Linked DNA regions of Homo sapiens: region 2 is linked to region 1. Evidence: read pairs that join two places in POLR2A ChIA-PET (ENCODE). Cell type or tissue: MCF 10A. All regions are shown on one strand. Links, peaks and the distances in the headings refer to the core of each region. The heading gives the core; the rest is flanking DNA. Region 1 has its middle 290 kb from the start of LINC02672. Region 2 overlaps PCDH15 (protocadherin related 15).

Evidence for each region. Peaks named below come from ENCODE experiments on the same cell type or tissue, not always from the same donor. Only the 100,000 strongest peaks of a DNase experiment are listed, where the experiment ranks them.
Region 2: POLR2A ChIA-PET joins it to region 1 with 5 read pairs; 3 of 35 experiments call an interaction of 5 or more read pairs at or near these places.

The regions. Positions count from the first base shown.
Region 1 is chr10:53,318,651-53,324,048 of GRCh38, reverse strand. No RefSeq gene overlaps it. Among named protein-coding and RNA genes, the nearest start is that of LINC02672, 290 kb to the right of the region's middle. In MCF 10A, for the core only: no CTCF peak of the experiment used is centred there; no DNase peak of the experiment used is centred there.
Region 2 is chr10:53,902,740-53,908,137 of GRCh38, reverse strand. It overlaps PCDH15 (protocadherin related 15), which reads left to right. Exons shown (of 38, transcript NM_001384140.1): 26 at 4,768-4,895. Among named protein-coding and RNA genes, the nearest start is that of MIR548F1, 700 kb to the left of the region's middle. In MCF 10A, for the core only: no CTCF peak of the experiment used is centred there; a DNase peak (open chromatin) is centred at 3,137.

The DNA of each region.
Region 1 (5,398 bases), core at 284-5,283:
TTTTTGCACGCAAAAGTAAGGAACAAAAACTCCAGTAGAAAGAAAAGTTCGAAGCATATAATCAAATATCTCTAGATGCATTTATTCAGGTCATGTTAAAGGATAATGGCAATTTTAAATATGAAAATGATTTTAAAATTTGTTGTCATTATTTTTAAAAACTTTTTTTTAGTGTATGACAAATCAGAAATTTTTAGTTGTTCCTCACTCTTCAAAATATTTATTCTCCTATTACAATCAACAAGCCTTGAGGATATACATCAAAGTACTTTGTTAATTCTCAGTGAAGAAGAAAATGAAAATACATTAAAGAATATGCTACTTGAAAACTCTGTTTCTTATCCAATATCCATTTCGGGAAAAGTGTCAATAGCTTTAAAATCTTCACAATAATTGCTGGGCCATCATACCTTTACAGGTTTCAAAGTATGCCTGTAGTTTTTCTCTCTCTTTTTTTTTTTAAGGTATTCAAATAGCTATGTTGTCCCTTTTTAAAAAATGGATTGTCACCATGTGGCAGTTAAAAGTTGTTTGTTCGGTTTAACTAATGTTTCAATTTTATGAAGCTTAGTAGAAATCCTTTAGAGCTCCTTATCAACAAAGTACAGAAGAATGTAGCCTCAGTTTACACCTCCCAGATTGCAGGCCCCTTCCAAAGACAAAACAAGAATCAAAAGTGTCTCCTGAAAAACAGAACTTATAGCTGAAGTACTCAGACGTCATAAGTAATTATCTAAAAGTAAGTTAGCAAAGAAGAAAAGTTCTTAGGACAGGACACAGTTGTGTTTTACTGTAATATATTACATGATTTCCAGAAGCGGTAAAATAGCAGGCAGAAAAAGTGCATGAGAACATGAATAGCTAAATTTCTTACCCAGTATATTTGTTATATAGAATTAAAATGTGTGTACATGTATATGTGCATGTATATATACATCCATATACACACATATATGAAAATGATAAAATCTCATGGCCAAAGTAGAGGTTTTAATCATGTTTCTATTTTCAAAAGATTTTTAAAATATTAATTATCATTTCAGAAATGCCATTTGTAAGCAAATAGAAACAGCCAAAACATTAGAATAAAGTGTTCCATTAAAATACATTTCTATAGTCCTCGATTTAATCAGTTCTCTTAACCAAATGGAACACTATAAAACTTGTAATTCGTGAAATAAGTACATTTCCAAAAAATTCATGTTATTTCACAGCAACATACACCACATTTATTCTTGTGAAATAAAATTTGACCTCTGAACTGTAACTTATCATCTAGACATAAATGTTATTCAAAGCCTGGATCCATTATAACTGTCTAAGGACTGGAAAAATAAGACACAATACGTTGTCTGCCTTTTATCATTGCTAAACCTAGTTTTTAATATCTTTAAAAGGGGATAAGAATTCATAGTCAATGTATTTCTTGAAGATGATGATAATACAATAATGAAAATTAAAGTTTTAGAAAGGCTAAAGTACAACACAAATATACATTATCGCTAATAACATTATACAATAATCAGAGCTCCTTCTATCCAGTCTAAAACATACAGCATTATTGACATATGGGTCATGTTTGCACTGAGTTCAGTAAAGATTCAAAATTAAAGAAGTCCAAGTAAAAAAGTGAGATGACAGGGGTTGTTACAAGGCAGAGTATATGAACAAGTTGAAAAAACATTACTCTTATTTCTTGTGCCTTTTAAAAAATAACTCCCCCAACTCCCTGTGACAGTTAACTAGATTTTGTCCACTTTCCCTCTTTATAAATTTTTGACCTTGGCCTGATTTCCTCATCTAGGTTTTTTTTTTTTTTTTTTTTTGAGATGCACAGAATCCATTTTTCCATTACTATCAATTCTGGTCAAAGGAAGATAATTGGATGTAACTTTTATATCTAAAAAAGATAATATATGTTTATAAAGACACATCAATGAAAATAGAAGTACTAAAGCTCTGATGGGCATTTTACAATTTTCAATACTATTTTTTTCTGTGAGAGACAATTTGAGTGTAACATTTTGAGAAAACAAAGAGTGCTTTAATGAGCTGACCCAAAGACCCAGGACTTACGTATTGCACGTAAGAGTAAAGAGAATCAACTCACAGTATAATAAGCACCACCTCAAGTTAGAAATTATTTTTGCAAAAACCTCTATAAGGGACATTGTGTGAAAGGGTGGGTTAACAATATTATGTGATAAGACTCATGAAATTCACTAAGTAGGGCCTATATTCTCATGCAAATAAAGATGGTATGGAAATTGACGTAGAGACTTATAAGAAGACATACACTTACATTGATAAAAATATAAGAGATACATGCTATAACATATATGGGTATCAATGTAGAGGTAGATACAGATGAAATACTAGGATCACCTGTGTGACTTCTTTGACTCAAGACTTCATGACAATCACAAAAAAAATCTTCTTGAGAAATACTGGAGATTAAGCAAATAAGAACTAATTATAATATTAATTTTAGAGTAGGATTTTTGTGTGCGTGTGTGTGTATGGGCAATTCATGGAAGGAAGAGCAGGTACCTGTTTATCTTGTTGTTTCTCATTTTCTGGGACAGTGGACCAAGATCTAGCAGTTTTGAAGATTGGATTCCAAAAAAAGTAGGCCACATAAAATAGAGTTTAGAATTTTATGATTAGGGAAGCCAAGGCCCTGTATATGGTTAATAACATTCTAAAAATTCAACCATTATGTGATCCAGAAATAATTCATCTTTTCAGTGTCTGTAGTGGAGGAGGAGACAGCTCCCCCGCCCCATAGTGTGAATGGGCTAGGGATTAAGCCTGGCTTTTACCACTCTGACAAACTATGAACCTGTCTATCTCAGCTGACCACTAGGATTGATAACCTAAGCACTCATCCATAGCAAATTTGCATGGAGATTTGTAGAAGGTCAGTTCCCACTACAGGAGTCCAGCTTGTTGGCATTAGTTTCAGACAAGTTAACCCTAACCTCTCACTGTACTACAAGCTTGGTATGTTAAAGAACTGTGTACAGCAAATTAATAAAATCAACTTATTAATTGAAATATATATAAATTATACTATTATGTATTATTATATATATTATTTAAATATCTATATATCTATGCATATTAATTAAAATTTGTATAAACAAATTAGAGAAATGATATAAAATGGTCTCTAATATCAAATTCTTTGTGAACCTAGCGACATTGCTCTAATGTTAGAGTCTTTCTGCATTGTCCCTATTCTACTAAACTTCTGCTAAAGAGTCCAACTATTAGAATATTTATTTCCATGCTTTTTTTTTGCACTATTTACAGATAATTCTTAATGTATTAATTAGCTAATTCTACAAGTTAACTTTAGTAGTTTATTTTGTTTTGATTTTCGGGTGACAGTTTTTTATTATAATTGTACCTAACTTTCTAATTAAGTCCCCATGATGAGGTTCAAGGATAATCTTATTTTTTTATGCAACTTATATGGAAGTGCTCCCACATTCAGGGTGTTGCATTGAATGTCAATGACTACTTGAAACTCTTAGATAAATAGTCATGCTGTGTTGTGCCATTTTGAAATATTAAATCACAACCATCCAGGAAAGCCTGAATAATGTGCACAATTAAAAGGAAATAAAATAGACTAAGCAATCATCTTTAAAATATATGTTTATGATTCCATACAAGCACTTACCAGATAATAATTAATGCAGGAAAATTTTAATACAGTGAGATTATTTTAAAATTCAAAGCTACTCTAATAATGTTTTTTAGAAAATATGTCTTAGTCTGCCTTCTTATCAAATTAGAAATGAAAGGGGATGTATCTGTATCAAGTTTGTTCTATCTCATTGGAATGCCAAAATTAAATGTCATAAGGCTCCAACAATTTAATTACTAAAGTGGCTGTGTCAGTTAACAATAGTTTTCTGCTTGAATTTGGAAGTCATTGATTATGGCATACTACCCCGACCTGCTCAATGCAATGCTTCGAAGGCTGCCTGCTGTGGGAATTTTTAGGGAATACTTAATATCTTGCTGCATCAGACATTAAGAAAACTGTTAATATGAGTCCTCAAGAATTATGTGGATCTTTGGGATCCTGGTGGGACTGAGAACTAGGAAGCCTTTCTTTCTCCAGATAAGTTTCTTAGAACACTTGGAAATGGGTCAGATACACTCCCAGAAATACATATTTTTTTAATCAGAGAGCTTGATCCAATACTCTCACTTTGCTAAAAAGAGAACAGCCCAAAATCTTATTTCAATTAGATAAATAGAGTTAGGAGAAAGGATATAACAGTGTAGACTACGTTAACACTGATAGAGTTAAAAAGTTGGCTGACACACATTTAAATGTATTTTTGTTTGTGTTTTATCCTCCATGAATCTGCAAGAAAGTCTGATTCTGGTTTGAAAATATGCGGGGAAGAACTGTTCAAGTGTTTAAAACATACTAACAGTAAACACAAAACAGTGGCCCATGTTTTCAAGGAAGACAAACTAGAGTAATTGCTGTCTGAACTGAACATCTATTTAAAACTTTTATTGGAAGAAATAAGTATTTATTGATGTCCACGGATTTGCTAGGTGTTTTACATATGCTCTCTCATTTAGTTGCGCCAGAACATCTGTGAGGTAGCCTATATTCTCTTCAATTTACATGGGGAAAAACAGACCAACAAACCTGCGGCTCAGGAAGGTTACATAACCTAAGGAAAGTCACAGAGCAAGTAAGCACCAAATCTAGATTTCAACCAAAGTTTCTTTCTTCTATTTTACCCTCAGGGTAGAGTTAAAACTGAGGAGTTTTCAGTGGTAAAATGTTGTCTTTATTGAAAGTAAAATGTCACTTTTCTTGCAATCACCGTCACTGTACTTGGCTTTAAATAAAATTTCACAGATTTGAATTAAATGTTTTTTGCTACTGCTTCTGCCTCTTCTTCCCTTTTTCCTTCTTCCTCTTCATTTTTATCTTCCCTGAATCTATACTACATAATAGTGTTTTCCCCAGTGTGATGTCTGCATGTATTTTTATAGTCATCTGAACACTCAAGAGGTGAAGGCAATAATTTTACAAAGGGGGTATTTGGCTACAGATAGGCATTTAAATAATCTTTACACTACACCATTCTAATAGCTAGCTTCTGTGTGCACTTCACGCCAGGCCAAATGTTTTAATATTTTATGGCTTCACCATTATTTTCTCAATGTATACATAGTGTAGTGGGTAGGAATGGGAAAGAATCAATGGGAAAGAATTATACTAATTCATGGTCCCTGTCTTGATGCTGTGAATTACTTCAGACAGCATTACAATTCATTGTACTAAATAACATAAAATTTATAACGCCCATGATACATAATTCCAAGTATACGGATAATTTGTTAGTTTGTTTTGTCT
Region 2 (5,398 bases), core at 136-5,135, 580 kb before region 1:
CAAAAATGGCTCTAGAGCAGCCAAATTGATCCCAGTTGAGAACACTTTTAACTCATTGGCTTCTTATTCAGTAAGGCTTTCTTTGAAAATCCAGTGCAGTGTAGGCACTAGATTAGTCATGTGGATAAATGAAATGGATTCATCTTGAGGATAATAGGGCCTTCCTAAAAAGAAAAAACTAGCATCACAGTCTTGATTATTAAAAGTAAGGGAAGGGAAAAATCAAACTAAATTTGGTCTTAAAAATCATAGAGTCAAGTTGAGGTTAATGGGTATTTAAAATCACTCTTCTGAACTCCTTCTACCATGTTTAAATGTCTAAAATAGAACAGAAGTGCTATTCAAGGAGGTAACTATACTAAGACTTACATTTTCCCCTGAGCTTGACTACATAAAAGTATTATTTTCTCTTTCTTTAAAACATTGCAAGAAGGTATCTCACATTTTCTTACCTCAGGAGTCATTTTTAAAACTTCTGGCTTACTAAAGCCAAAAGTTCTAGCCAAAGAAAAGATTGTCCCATAGAAAATTGGAGAAAAAAGTTAATAATGGAAGAAAAATAAGGCAGGGTGCCCCAAAGCACACAGAAAAATTATAATGTCTCTTAACCAAAACACTTTCCAAATAACTTTTTTGCCTACTTTGTAATTTCTTTCACTGTTTGTGGTTCTCTTTCCAATACTTGCATTGTTTAGATGAGCCAGAAGGGAGACTGGAGGGGAATACTAGGATATTAGGCACGCACGTTGTTCCCTTAACATTATTTTTCTATCTGTGCTTTCCTTTCTCTTTCTAGTATCTTTCTTTTGTTATGTGTTTGATGTCTACATTAAATAAAGGATACAACATGGAAAAAAAGTTTTTGTAAGTACTCAAGGAGATAAAAAGCAGGCTATCTTAAAAGAATTTAAATCAGAGTTGCTTCCAAGCTTCTGCCTTGAAATAATCAATATCCAAATTTGGTGGAAGAACATGGTACAATCCTTAGTGGGGAAGCACGTGAGCCAAGGAAATTGATGATGTCATGTACATTGTATACACATGAATAAAAAAGTCAAAAAGAACGCTGTTCTAGTGATTTAACTATAGGTGTATACTTATTTGCTTTTCCTTTTCTTACTGGCCAACATTTATTTTACATTCTTTAAGTAGACACACTACAATTTCTTATAATTGTCCCAGTGACTTCTCAAGTGGATAATCTGGTGACTTCTCCTTCCCGAGACAAGGAGCAAGCACATGACCCAAACTAGGACAGTCAGGTAATGTGTCCCCAGGGTATGATTCTTAAGCCTAGTGGGTTGTTTTTTGGTTTGTTTCTTTAAAAAAAAAAAAAGAGGAATAAGGGGTGGGGTAAAATAACATAAAAGAAGAGAGTTTGCTGTTATTTCATCTGCAAGAAAATCAAACATCTGCTGCTTTAAAGGCTCTACAACTTCCTGATTATTTTGTGGTACCAAAAGCCTTCTTTGGACTTACTTCACTTTGATTTAGTGAGCTCCCTCATATCCTTCTAAGAGTTAACTTTTTGTTTCAGTTAATCATAATCTCATGATTATAATCAAAGAAAGCTAACAAATTAATTGAATATCAACTTTTTTGTTCAACAAAAATTAAGAAATTTTGTTACAATAATATCTGAGCGGAAAAATTACCTACAAACTGAGGCATTATAGTACTGATAGATGTAGGAGATACAATTTCCATCTTTAAGAATATTGAAATCTAATAAGAATAAAATCATGCTTATAACTAAATGCAATGTAAACCAAGCTCTGGAAAGGTTATTTATAGAAAGAAACATTTTTAGTGCACTATAGCATTTCAAAGGAGGGATACATAACAACTGCCTAAAGTTATCAGGGAGAAGCAAAAAAAAAGGAAGACTAGTCTATTTTACATTATGGAAAATAAAAGTTAACAATTTTTTTTATTCTAACATCTAAGTCACAAACTTAATGAAAACACCTTTTTCACAACTTTATATTTATTTTTAGTTGACTATTACAAACTATCCTACATAATTAGCTATATAGCTAACATCATAAATTTCAAAATTCATGATACAGTATTGTTATAAATCGCATTATAACTGTTTCTCTTTTGTGAAAAGAACTAAATGATCGTGGCTTTTTAAAATAAATAAATGTATAAGTTCTTTTAAGTCTAAACAATGTTCTTGAGATTTTGTTTGTGTGCTGGTTGTGAAGTATTCTGGAATTTTGTATTGTATAGTCATTAGTTTTCATATAAATAAATATCATTTAATTAAAATATTATAATTAAGTATAATCATCTCTCCCCATTATGTTCAGGTTATATAATCATATTTTGGGTTATCCATAGGCCTTTTCCCACAAACCACTTAATATCTGATACAGGCCACTGAATCAAAGGAGCTTTCATAGGAACAATTTGGTATTTGAATCTTAAACTTATATGCACAAAGTATACATATAAGTATGGATATGAATATACACATGGTATTTTTAAGAATTGTCGGCCAGGCATGGTGGCTCATGCCTGTAATCCCAGAACTTTGGGAGGCCGAGGTGGGTGAATCACCTGAGGTCAGGAGTTCGAGACAAGCCTCACCAATATGGAGAAATCCCGTCTCTACTAAAAAAACACAAAAAATTAGCCAGCCATGGTGGCGCATGCCTGTAGTCACAGCCATTAGGGACGCTGAGGCAGGAGAATGGCATGAACTCGGGAGGTGGAGCTTACAGTGAGCCGAGATCGTGCCACTGCACTCCAGCCTGGGCGACAGAGGGAGACTCCATCTCAAAAAACAAGAAAAAGAAAAAAATGTACATATGAATGGTGGTTGGTTTAACATTTGATTTAATGTATCCTATTTGTATTTTGTGATGTCTTTGTTATATCAGAATGCAGGACACATTAGAAAGACACGACAGGGGAGCAGATGACGTTTAGTCACTCAGGTGAGACAACAACAGACTTAAGTATATGGGCAGCTGTGGAGTTGAGAGAAAAATGACACAAGATATATTTATTAGGTGATGATTTACCTGCTTATGAGGCTGACATGTAGGATTTGGTTACCATCCAGATATGAAGTTAGGGTTGGGAGGTAAGGGAACAGGTCATGACAAAGTTCTTGTTCTTTGCAAATTGTATAACATTTTAAATGACTCATCCCATTTAAAGAAGAAAATATACGTCATCAGTATTTTTCCGAGACCTCTGTCACTCTAAGAGTTCTGAAAAGAAATAGCACATTTGAATTGTATATGTTTCTGAATGAAAGTGCAAAGAAGTTATTGGAAAGGTGACATATTCTAAAATTCCTTTTTATTTTTAAATTTAGAGCTGTTCGCATTTTTTATTCTAGAGATAAAAGTGGTCTGCTACTGAACTAAAAATGATTTCATTTTGGGTGAATTCTGATTTGTGGTGGCTGACTAAGGTACAAGTCAGAGCCCTGGCACTGCAGGATAGAGAAGCATAATCTGCTATTAGCCCTATTTCGCTGTTGGTTCTCTAATCTGTTGCGCTAGCATGATTTTCCTCTTGATTCTACCTCTTCCAGGTCACAGATGACAAACAGAGAAAAGCTGAATGAGTAGCAGCAGGATAGGAGCAAAATCTTGAGGTTAACTCACTGTTCTGTCTGACCTTTCCAAGGGCAAGCAAAAAAAAAAAAAAGACTATTTCTAAGTTCTTACTAATACAAGCTATTCATTCATTAATTTATTCAACAAATACAAATGTATACCCATGATGTATCCTGCAAGTAGGCTGGTGTTAATTACTTAAAATTGTACAGGAGGCATTAAACACAGGTAAAACACCAAAATAAGGGCATCCTTGATAAATAGTATGTACGTTAATTGCCGTTTGTTCATAACTGAAATGAATCAGAAAAGTCGACTTATGTAATACATTAGCAATACTTATTTGACTATTTTTTTACAAAATGAATAGCCACTTATTTCCCATTTTATTTGGTTTATAAGTTATTTTTATACATATTAAATTGTTTTTTAAAAGGTCATTATTGGACTAGTGACAAGTACCACATTTCTCATTAAAGGTGTGATGATTTGAGGGAGGTTCTAACATTTGATGATGACATATCATTTATGGTACATTTACTGTTATTTAAATGGTAAAATGCAGCATTTATGAGTCATAATCATATCTTCAGCTCCATTGTTTTCAATGAATGTTAGCCTCTAACATTGACAGTTTCCAAGGCATGATAAAACTTGTTTTCCATTTGTGGAAATAAACACCTCACCCGAACACTGTTACTTTTAGTCTTAAAACATAAAAGTTATTGTACAATTTTAAGCTAAAGAAATGCCATTGCTGATTTTATACTTAAGAATAAATATATATTCATATAATAGTTTATGGCAGTTTCTACTATTTCATAAGGGGTTTATATATTTGTGTCCCTTTGGTATAACTGGTATTGTGTGTGAAGTGTTTGTGAACGTGAACAGTAGAGTTGTTTCATTAAAATTAACAGGGTGCAGTATTTTAGTGCCAAATTAAATCAAGTAAAGTGAACTACCAGGACATTGTAATTAAAAGAAATAACAGCAACTTAACATTTTTATACCAGAAGCATCATTATCAGTGTCCCCTGAATTTGGGGGTGCTAGGCATGGCATCTAGAAATGGCTTTTGATTTATTTTCAATGTTTCCAAAAAAAAGTGCAGCAAATATTTACTTCAGTGCATTTTTTCCCCCATGAATAACCACCAATAAAAAATGCATCGTTTCTTGTCCTCCAGGCAATACAGCTAAAGTATACATTGAGATTCAGGATGAAAATAATCATCCCCCAGTGTTTCAGAAAAAATTCTACATCGGAGGTGTATCTGAAGATGCAAGAATGTTTACTTCTGTACTCAGAGTGAAGGTATGCGGAATTATGTTAATATACAGAACTAAAGTAAAAGCTCAGGTTTTGCAGATAAGCTGTAAGCCTGTAGTTTGCATTAACTGCATACTTATGCTGTATAAACAAAAGCCTGAAACTTGGAGCTATATTAGTTTAGTTATCTAAACTCAATACAGATTATATCAGGTAAACACTAAGCAACTTCTTGAGTTTCATTTTACTATGAAAATGGTAACAAAATACTTACGATGTTTTACATTGAATAAGATGTTGAAATGTATATCTTTTCTTAATGGTTTGTATTCCTCCAGTAGGATAACTCAAAAGATTCTCAAAATGAAATCTCTAATGACAAATATAAAATTACCACTTCTAATAGAAGAAATAGTGGAATAAATTAACCATTTTTTTCTGAAATTGTGAATTTTAAATGCTGATTGAATGAAAGTAAAAAAATAACACTACCAGTTTTAGTACTTTACTAAAAGTTACAAAAACCTTGATGTCTCAGAGAATGTTGG